Linked DNA regions of Mus musculus: region 1 is linked to region 2. A link is a loop called in an ENCODE intact Hi-C map of the cell type or tissue named here. Cell type or tissue: heart. All regions are shown on one strand. Links, peaks and the distances in the headings refer to the core of each region. The heading gives the core; the rest is flanking DNA.

Region 1 (4,391 bases), core at 232-4,231, 69 kb after region 2:
TCACCAGAGGAACAAATACCCAACTTTGATGTACATCTAACTTAAAGCATGTCGACAAAGGAAGTATACAGAATTAATAGATGATCCCCTCTATAGGAGAGGCAGCTCGGAGAAGGGAATTCCAACCTGCCTGCTATTTATTAAGCTCTCCCCAGTGTGCTCCCATTGTGATAATTAAGTCTGCAGACCACAAGGAAGCTAGGCTCACTGAACTTTCACCAGCCTGTCTATATCGTTTTGCCTTCTTATGGCTATACCGAGTTAAAATTTTATAATGCATAAACATGAAGTGATGGCGTCAAGGAAATGCCATGGTGCTCCTCCAGTCCTGCTTAGCTTTACTGAATCCAAGATTTAAAGCTCACGGAAAACAAGGGCGAAATTCTCTCATCCTCCAAAGCACCGTTTGCTAGAGTTCGGTAACAGTACTAATTAATTACTGAGTTGTTTTGTTTTTAACACGGTGCTATTGCCATGACTAAGGTATTTTCGTATGTTCAGAATGAGATTCTTTGCTATTAGGAAAATAGGGGGAAATCTTTGAAGTATAGATTTGAATGTAAACATCAGCTTTGTTACATGGTAGCCGTTCTGCTGCTTAAACAATCTAATTTCCTAGTCTGTTCATTGGGGATAATGTTCCCATGATGAAAAACTTCCCTAAAATATGAATGACATACTTCTGACAGTAATTTTTCAGTAGACAAATAGTCCTATTTCCTATTAGTTAAAACAAACCTCAAAAAATGGAAATAACATATCTAGTTAAGCCTCTCAACAAAATATTCTGATTTTGTTATTAAAAACCATAAGCTTTGGATTGTAGCTATTTTAGTATTTCTTTACAAAATTAGGACACAAACAATAGGTGCCTACCTTCCAAACTTTCTTGTTCATCAGAAGTATATGCATCCATCTGACTTTGTTCCCGCAAGAAACGAATAACTGCATAAACTAGGGGCTTCACAGATGACATTTTAGACGCTTAAATATCTCCTTGATTAAAAAAGAAGAAGAAAATAACAAGGGTCATCCACCAAGTTCAAAGCAATAAAAGCAAAAATATTCATTACCTTGATTACTTTTCTCTCTTTAAAGGGTCCAGAAAGCACAAGTGGTTATAGTCATGTATTCCACATGCTCATTCAGACCCAGCACTATTCAACTATGTTAAAGCTTGCATCAGTAAAAAAATAAAAATAACAAAGACAGATTTTCAAAACATGTGTAGCAACGCCTAGAGCTCACCGTGTCTTAACAGCATATATGATACAGATACAAGAAAGTATAGGAGTGCAGACATATGGAGAATCACCCTTGAAAGGCCTCGCTTCTAAGTTGAGGGAGATCTCGTACTGCTGACTCAGAATGTGAGCCATAGTGAGAGCATCTTCCTTTATTCCAAGAGATTTTTTTTAATGTATTAATCATTTATACTCTACTACTTTTGTAGGTTAAGAGTCACTTGCTGACGACAAGGCTCTGTGGAAAGGTTATTCAACCATTGAGTGTTATTGTTAAAACCCGGCGTTTCTATTTAATCAGTACACTGGTCAGAAATCACCGTCTAACCCGATAGATAGTACAAACCGATCTGCCCCTGCCTGCAGTAGCTGTGCTCTCGTGGACAAGCTGGAAGCTCCTGGCCGCGTTCATTCACATGGAATACTATGCATCCAAACAGTGGCGCAGGGCCAGGTGGCATTAATGGCTTATTTCCACTAAATCGTATCAGCAATCTGCTCCCCGGGATCCCTAATTCACAGCCAGGGTGTGGTACCCGCTTCTAGGATGTTTATTAGCTTTGTACTTCTTTTAAAGGCGAATCTACTCCCTAGGCCAGAGAGGTTATTTCACTCTCTGACTAAGGACCCGGGGCAGAAGAGGGAAACAGAATGGGGGTGGGGAGAGCTGTCCAACCTCCTCCAAGCTTCCCCTCCTACATCTCCAATCACATCCACCTCCCACCCCCATGGTTCCCTCCCCGTTGTACCCCGGCTTTGCCTCAGCCCAGACAGTGTTTGCAGGGGGTGCGCGGTGCAGGCCTCCATCTGGGGCTGCGGGAGACGCACCCTTTCCAGAGAGAAGCCCCTTACCACGAGAGGACACGAGATGACGGCTGCGGGCCCGGGGGCGTCGGGAAGCGGGTCCGCCTGTCCCCGCGGTCCTCGGGGCTTGAGCGGTGTTCTGGATCGCAGAGGGGGCCACGGCTCCCAAACTTCCCCCGCTCCAATGCTGCCGCCGCCGCCGCCCCCTCAGCCCACCCGGCTGCTCGCAAGGCTCTCGGACGACAGTGCTTGCTGGATCCGCCCCAGGGGCGGAGCAGGGCACGGAGGGGTGGGGTGGAGGCGGGGCAGAGAGAGGGGCGGGGCGATGGACTCGGGGCGGGGACGGAGCCGGATGCGGGGCGGGGCTAGGGGCGGGGCCACGGCGTAGGCGTGGGCCTGCAGCACGTGGGAGGGCGCTGGCTAGCGGCCTCAGTCTCGAGATCTGGTCTGCTCCGCTCTGCCCGCTCTCGGCTTCCGGGCTCGCAGACTCCACCGCCCGCCTCCTGCACCTACCAAGCCGGAGGACCACGCGCCAGCTGCTGCCGGCCTCCCGGCCTGCCCATGATCACCCTGTGCCTTTCGGCTCTGCGAGGCCTCCACAGGTACTCTAGTGGGCGGGTTAACCTTGACCGTGGGCAAGGGTGGGGTCGTCTGTCGACGACAGCCGTGGGGCCTGGTGCAGCCCTACTACACCCACCCAGGATGCCTCTGGGACTGTTCTTTCCCTCTGCCTGCTTGATGGACTCTGTAGGGACACCTGGTGCAGCAACCTGGGGCCACCTTTCCCTTGCCGCTTCCCCCAGGAGGCCGTCCTTTCCCCTTTGTTTGGGATTGCTTCAGCCGCAGTCTGTGAGAATTGTTGGGTTCACAGACCCAACCCAAAATAAATACGGAAGGATAGACCGACGCGCCCTTCAGACCTGCGGACCTGATACAGAGAGTGCCGCAGCTGTGGACTCCAGAAAGCAAGCATTTTCGTACGCACCTCATGCACTTGTTAGCGGTCCAGGCGTTTAATATACACCCGAGACCGCTTTGGTTTTCATACTTATTTCCGTCCTTGCTTTCTAACTTCATTTTTATATCCCTCCTTCCTTAAAACATTCGATCTCTTAACCTGGCAAATTGACTTGGTCCAGAATTGTTGCTTGGACACGGTTTGAATTGCTTCCTAGCGCTCTAACCACACCCCTCTGCAACAGACCAGTAGCAAAATGGTGAGAGAATTAAATTCTTTGCACGGATATGCCGGGTTTTCGGGAACAAAGCCGCCACCACCTCCCATTGCCAAATCTGCCTTACACTGAAATTTCATGTGAAAGTTCAACGGGGAAAAAAGAACTTTGTGGGGTTTGTAGATGTGCACACAACTATTTCAACCATCAGCATTTCTGCTTTTCGTCATTTTCTATTGTGCTTTGCCACTCATCTGCGTGGATCACTGTGTTCCTTAGCCCTTGTGCACCCAGGGGACAATAGTGATTCTTCAGAGTTCACCTGATGACTGTGACCATTATTTGAGCAAGGTTTGTTGTTTTCTGGTCTCCAGGCTGGAAGTGGTAAAGCTGTCAAATGAAGTTCTTTTTTCCATTTAATGGAAAGCAAGAAGAGAGAATAAATTTCCATTATAACGCTGCTAGCTCTCTTTTCTAACTTTTTAATATTAAGACCCCTTTACCTTTAAAAATTGCTGAAAACCTAGGAACATTAATTTTGTTGTTGTCGATTATATCTACCGATAGTTAACCATATACAATTAAAACTGGGACATTCGGGCTGGAGAGATGGCTCAGTGGGTAAGAGCACCCGACTGCTCTTCCGAAGGTCCAGAGTTCAAATCCCAGCAACCACATGGTGGCTCACAACCATCCTTAACGAGATCTGACTCCCTCTTCTGGAGTGTCTGAGGACAGCTACAGTGTACTTACATATAATAATAAATAAATAAATCTTTAAAAAAAAAACTGGGACATTCATAAAGATTAATGTTTATCAAGTAGTAATAAATATATGCGTATTTTTCCATTTATCTTGTCAGTGGATGCTGGAGTGACTTAATACAAAATGGCTTGATTACTACACATACCTGTACATTTAAGCTGTTTCTCCATTTTATTTTGATTTAAGAAGGAAAACCTTACTTCACATTCATATATAGGTAGAAAGAGAAGAATTTTTTTAAGCTTTATTTATTTTATTTATATGAGTATACTGTAGCTGTCTTCAGACACACCAGAAGAGGGCATCAGATCCCGCTACAGATGGTTGTGAACCATCATGTGGTTGCTGGGAATTGAACTCAGGACCTCTGGAAGAGCAGTGAGTGCTCTTAACCACTGAGCC
Region 2 (4,391 bases), core at 81-4,080:
TGGTAATAATTCAAAAGAAACTTAAATGTGGTATAATTCATAGGGAAAAAAAAGAGATAAATACCTGCTAAATGTTAAAGAAAACTTTATATTAAGATTTCAGTCTAACTCATTAGAGAACAAAGAATAACTACATCAAGATATTTTTTTCAAAAAGTTGTTAAAGTTTTGTATTAATAGAAGTATAGGAAAACAATTTCACTGACTAATACAAAAAGTCTATTGACTAATAATAGCATTCATGGACACAATTTAGCAGTACTTATGGAACTTACTCTAAACTGCGTCATACATACATGACAGGATCCAAGTGCTTTCTTCTTTGTTGCTATTGCTGTTTCTGCCACTGGGAAATCTCAGGTTCCTGCACATAGCAGGTAAATGGTCTACTAGTGAATAACATCCAGCCCACATATGACAAAACCAGTGTGTAACTCTTTAAAGCACTATTTGTATCATTAATTAAAAACAAGGAAAGATACATATAAATACTAAATTGAAAGGGAAATTATAGTGCATTCATATGCCATAACTACAACCGTTATGTTTTTCATGTACATATGCAGAATACTTTATGAGTAAAGTAAAACGAAGTGTTAAGGAGAATTAGACATGATATTCCAATTATAGGAAAAGAATGACAAAATATTCTGCAAGTATTCCCATTTGGCAAAAACACAATTCAAAATATTAAATCTCAATAAGCACAAAATATGCTTAATGAGGGCTTCTCTAAATTTCATTAATATAAAAAGTTAACTGATTCAACACCAATAAAATACGACTGATAATACATCGTAGGCATATATTCCTCAAAAGCAGACCTTTGCTATAGAGAGAGACAGAGACAGAAAGAGATATCTACCATTTAACGAGTTAAAAGAATGTCCAACCAGACTTGGGTTCACTGTTATAAATCCAAGTGTCCATTAAAATTACTTCTGGGAATTAAAAAAATGTCCTGTCGTCAACACACTCAGAAAGAGTTGTTGTTTAATCTCTTGGCAACAGATAATCTTTCCGAGTGACTCCCTAAAACGCCTGCCCCTTTTAGATCTAGGTTACAGTGGGTGAGGAAAATGATCTTCACACTTGCACTTAATTTTTAGTAAATGTAGCTCGTAAATAAGTAGACGGTAGAATCTTCTAACCAGAGAGTTATAAACTCCATACATCTAGTGTTAAAGCCCAAATGTGCTGCAGTTGGAGAGTTCAGAAGTTTCCAGTCTCTACTGTTCAGGGCAATGTTGAATGGCAGACGTTGACAACCAGTAAACTCTGAGCCCTTAGCACATACTGTATTAACTTAAACCTAGGGTTCCTCCCATGTAAAATGCGATTTAACATCTACCTTTTAAGTAGATATTTGCGAGCTGAACCATCTACGACAGTACTTGTCTATTGCAATAAGTGTTTAATACAACCAAGTCAAGTAAGTAACGCCTGTTGAGGCATCACTAGAAACAGAAGACTAGGGGAAAGACCAAATAAATCCAGGTCAACTTTCACGCGATGCTTTTCACAAACAGCCCCACGGACAACGTTGACACTTGAGGTAGAAGACCAGGCAACTTCAGCTCCGCGGGGCAAGGACCGCGGAAGGGCGGAAAGGCTTGTAACGCCCACCAGAGGCCGCGCATCCCACCCGGCCAAGCCTGGGCCACACAGTCGCGGCCAGGTCTCCAGGACGAACCGAAGGGAGGCCGCAGGTGGAGAACAGAGCACGCAAGTTCCCTCACCTTCACCACAGCCGTCCCCCGGCTGCCCTGCCGCCCACTGTCTACTCCGGCTCCGGGCTTGTTTACAGCGAGGGCAGCCATCCTGGATGGAGCCGCGCCACAGCTGCAGGAGAGCCTTTTACTGAGAGGAGGGGTTGAGCGTCCTACCCAGAAGCCTCGGCGCATGCCGCCCTCACGCATGCGCAGGATAGATGGCGAGCCGTTCGGTCCCTTCTGACCTTTTCTCTCCCGTCAGTCATTGGCTGTACGGCTTGCGCGTGCGCACTGTTTTTCATGAAAGCATCTGCGAGTAATGGAGAGGAGAAATTTTTTTTTTTTAAGTATGGAACATAAATAAAATTTTATGGTGAAAATGACATTCCTGTAACAATATTTTTTCTCTAGAACTGAAACGAATCAGAATAAAGGACTGAGCTACATGCCACCTGCCCCGCGTACACTGCGAAATTTGTATATGATGAACTACAAATCCCAGCATGCCATGACAGTAGCGCCCTCCCCCACCCCCACCGGGCAATGAAAGCTTTTGGGAAGCCGCGAATTGTCAGCAAGAAGTGGATCGTTGTAGTCAGCCTTAGTGGTTGAGGCAAGTGTGTGCTTCTGAGCTAAGGAATGGCCATGGTACAAAGATTTCACTGGGGCCGTAAAGGATTTAGTGACAAGAGAATTTAAGTCCTCACGAGCAGAAAGAAGTCGGGCGTGCGTTTGAAGCCCGATCTTCCGGGACCTGTGCTTTGCACTTTCCTTCCAGACCCGGTGAAACTTCAGCCTGCGTAGGCTGAGGTCAGAAGTGCCCGCCAAGATGGAAGTGAATCCCCCCAAACAGGAGCACCTGCTGGCGCTAAAAGGTAAACTTGCTAACCTGAGACTCCTCACTCTGTTGTTTGCCTGTACCCTCATTGTGCGAAGGATCCCCGAAGTAGGCCTTGTCCCTAACCCCGGCAACTCGCCTTCCTGCTCTTCCTGGAATGAAATGCGAACCCAAGCTCTGAGAGGTCTCTGCTACCGCAGCCACCACGTTTTGTCCACTGAAGCTCACGCGCCTCGACCCTGCCGCAGAGATCTCTGTGAACCAGCATAAATTTCAGCTGGCATTTGATATGTTTTTTTCAAAAATTGCTCCTAAATCTGTCCATGGCGCAGGGATGAAGTTACCAGAATTTAACTTATCTGTAGATAGTGTAGCACGATAATACCAAGGATTTGAAATAAGTGGAACTACACCTAATACTTCTTAGATTTGTTGAAATATACTACAAATTAATTCATACTGTAGTATCATGTTTGTGGGAAAATTGACTAGACTATCTTAACAACTTTAACTGTCTATACGCAGAAGTTTTGAATACGTTTTAATGATTTAATTTGATCAGAAAAAAAAAGATAAGAGGTCAGATTTTCCTTGAATTTGCTTATCGATAACCTTTTATTTAAAAACATTTTCAGCCTCTTTTTTATGTTTGCTACTGCCACAATGCACTTTCTTGCTTTTGGGATGTGCATTTATAAAGTTAACAGTGACTTCAACTGATAGGGAGAAATGGTTACAAGACATTTAAACTAGATTGAATTGCACTTAACCTTCTTTAAGGCATCCCTTTTGATATACTCCACATTCCTCCCTCATTCTCTGTGAGCTCCATACACATCTTGCATTCCAGAAGCTCGCCAGTTCCATTCCTAACCTACAATCCTGTTTTGATGTCTGCAGTTAATATGACTGTCTATGAATGTGGAACTAAGAAGGTTTGCAATATTTATCAATACAACAATGAGACCTGTAGACTTCCACACGATCTAGACTAAAATAGATTATATGTGTTTGAAAGGAACTTACTGGATATTCATTATCTCCGTCTTACATCTAGTGTGTGGGCTTAAAAGATAACTTATCTTTTAAGGTCTAGCAGCTTTTCCAAGATAACATGTCTAGTAAGAGATCAGGGCAATAATTCAAAAATCATCTTTCTAAGGTATTGTTGCCTCCTAGAAAATGAAACAGCTCTTTCATGGATCGTTATGATTTCTATATGAACTTAAAACAATTATATGAGCTGCTAAGTGTGATTTCACACAACTTAGAAGCTACCAAAAATCTCAGTGGTAGGGAGTTGTATTTGTTATTATTCTTCATTTGTAGAAAGAGAAGACACTTAGTGACTTGACCTTAAACTCTCAGTGTGGCTGAGAATGACCAAGTGTCCCCGGCCCCCTCGCCTCCACCTTCCAGATGCTCAGATCACAGATGAGCACCATTATACCCAGTTTATGGTATGCTGGGATTTGAACCCAGGGCTTTGTGCATGCTAGGCAAGCACTCTACTGACTGAGCTACATCCTCACTCCCTTTTGTTTTTCTTGAAACTACATTTGACCTAAAAAGAGCTCTCAAAATTTCACTTGTTTCTTTAGTATATCACTGAATATGTTCAGACAACAATAAAAGAATTCTTGATGTCCTTCTTTACACTGAAAAGGGGTAAAGAAAACAAAAATAAGCTCATTAATTCCTCATCCTTGATTGTAAGCCAGAAAAGGTCAAGAAGTGATCATTCTCAAGTACTTAAAGACTATGTCATCACATATTAAGTCTATACTAAAACTTAATCTTAGGAAAAATATGGTTATTTTAAGGCTGTAAAATGATTCATT

The links. A loop is a pair of places that touch in the nucleus more often than their neighbours do. Peaks named below come from ENCODE experiments on the same cell type or tissue, not always from the same donor. Only the 100,000 strongest peaks of a DNase experiment are listed, where the experiment ranks them.
Region 1: a loop joins it to region 2, with 8 times the contacts of the local background. A loop is called at or near these places in 1 of 42 quality-filtered maps.

What each region holds. Positions count from the first base shown.
Region 1 is chr13:104,107,675-104,112,065 of GRCm38, reverse strand. Nln (neurolysin (metallopeptidase M3 family)) reads left to right here and starts at 2,452. Exons shown (of 13, transcript NM_029447.2): 1 at 2,452-2,650. The coding sequence starts at 2,610. It overlaps Sgtb (small glutamine-rich tetratricopeptide repeat (TPR)-containing, beta), which reads right to left and starts at 2,325. Exons shown (of 11, transcript NM_144838.2): 1 at 2,097-2,325; 2 at 877-996. The coding sequence starts at 976. In heart, for the core only: no CTCF peak of the experiment used is centred there; a DNase peak (open chromatin) is centred at 2,555; H3K4me3 peaks cover 2,228 bases; H3K27ac peaks cover 1,600 bases.
Region 2 is chr13:104,176,310-104,180,700 of GRCm38, reverse strand. It overlaps Trappc13 (trafficking protein particle complex 13), which reads left to right and starts at 2,235. Exons shown (of 13, transcript NM_001093759.1): 1 at 2,235-2,587. The coding sequence starts at 2,542. It overlaps Shld3 (shieldin complex subunit 3), which reads left to right and starts at 2,242. Exons shown (of 2, transcript NM_001365338.1): 1 at 2,242-2,587. It overlaps Trim23 (tripartite motif-containing 23), which reads right to left and starts at 1,862. Exons shown (of 11, transcript NM_001361538.1): 1 at 1,740-1,862. The coding sequence starts at 1,820. In heart, for the core only: a CTCF peak has its summit at 1,641; a DNase peak (open chromatin) is centred at 1,920; H3K4me3 peaks cover 3,331 bases; H3K27ac peaks cover 2,025 bases.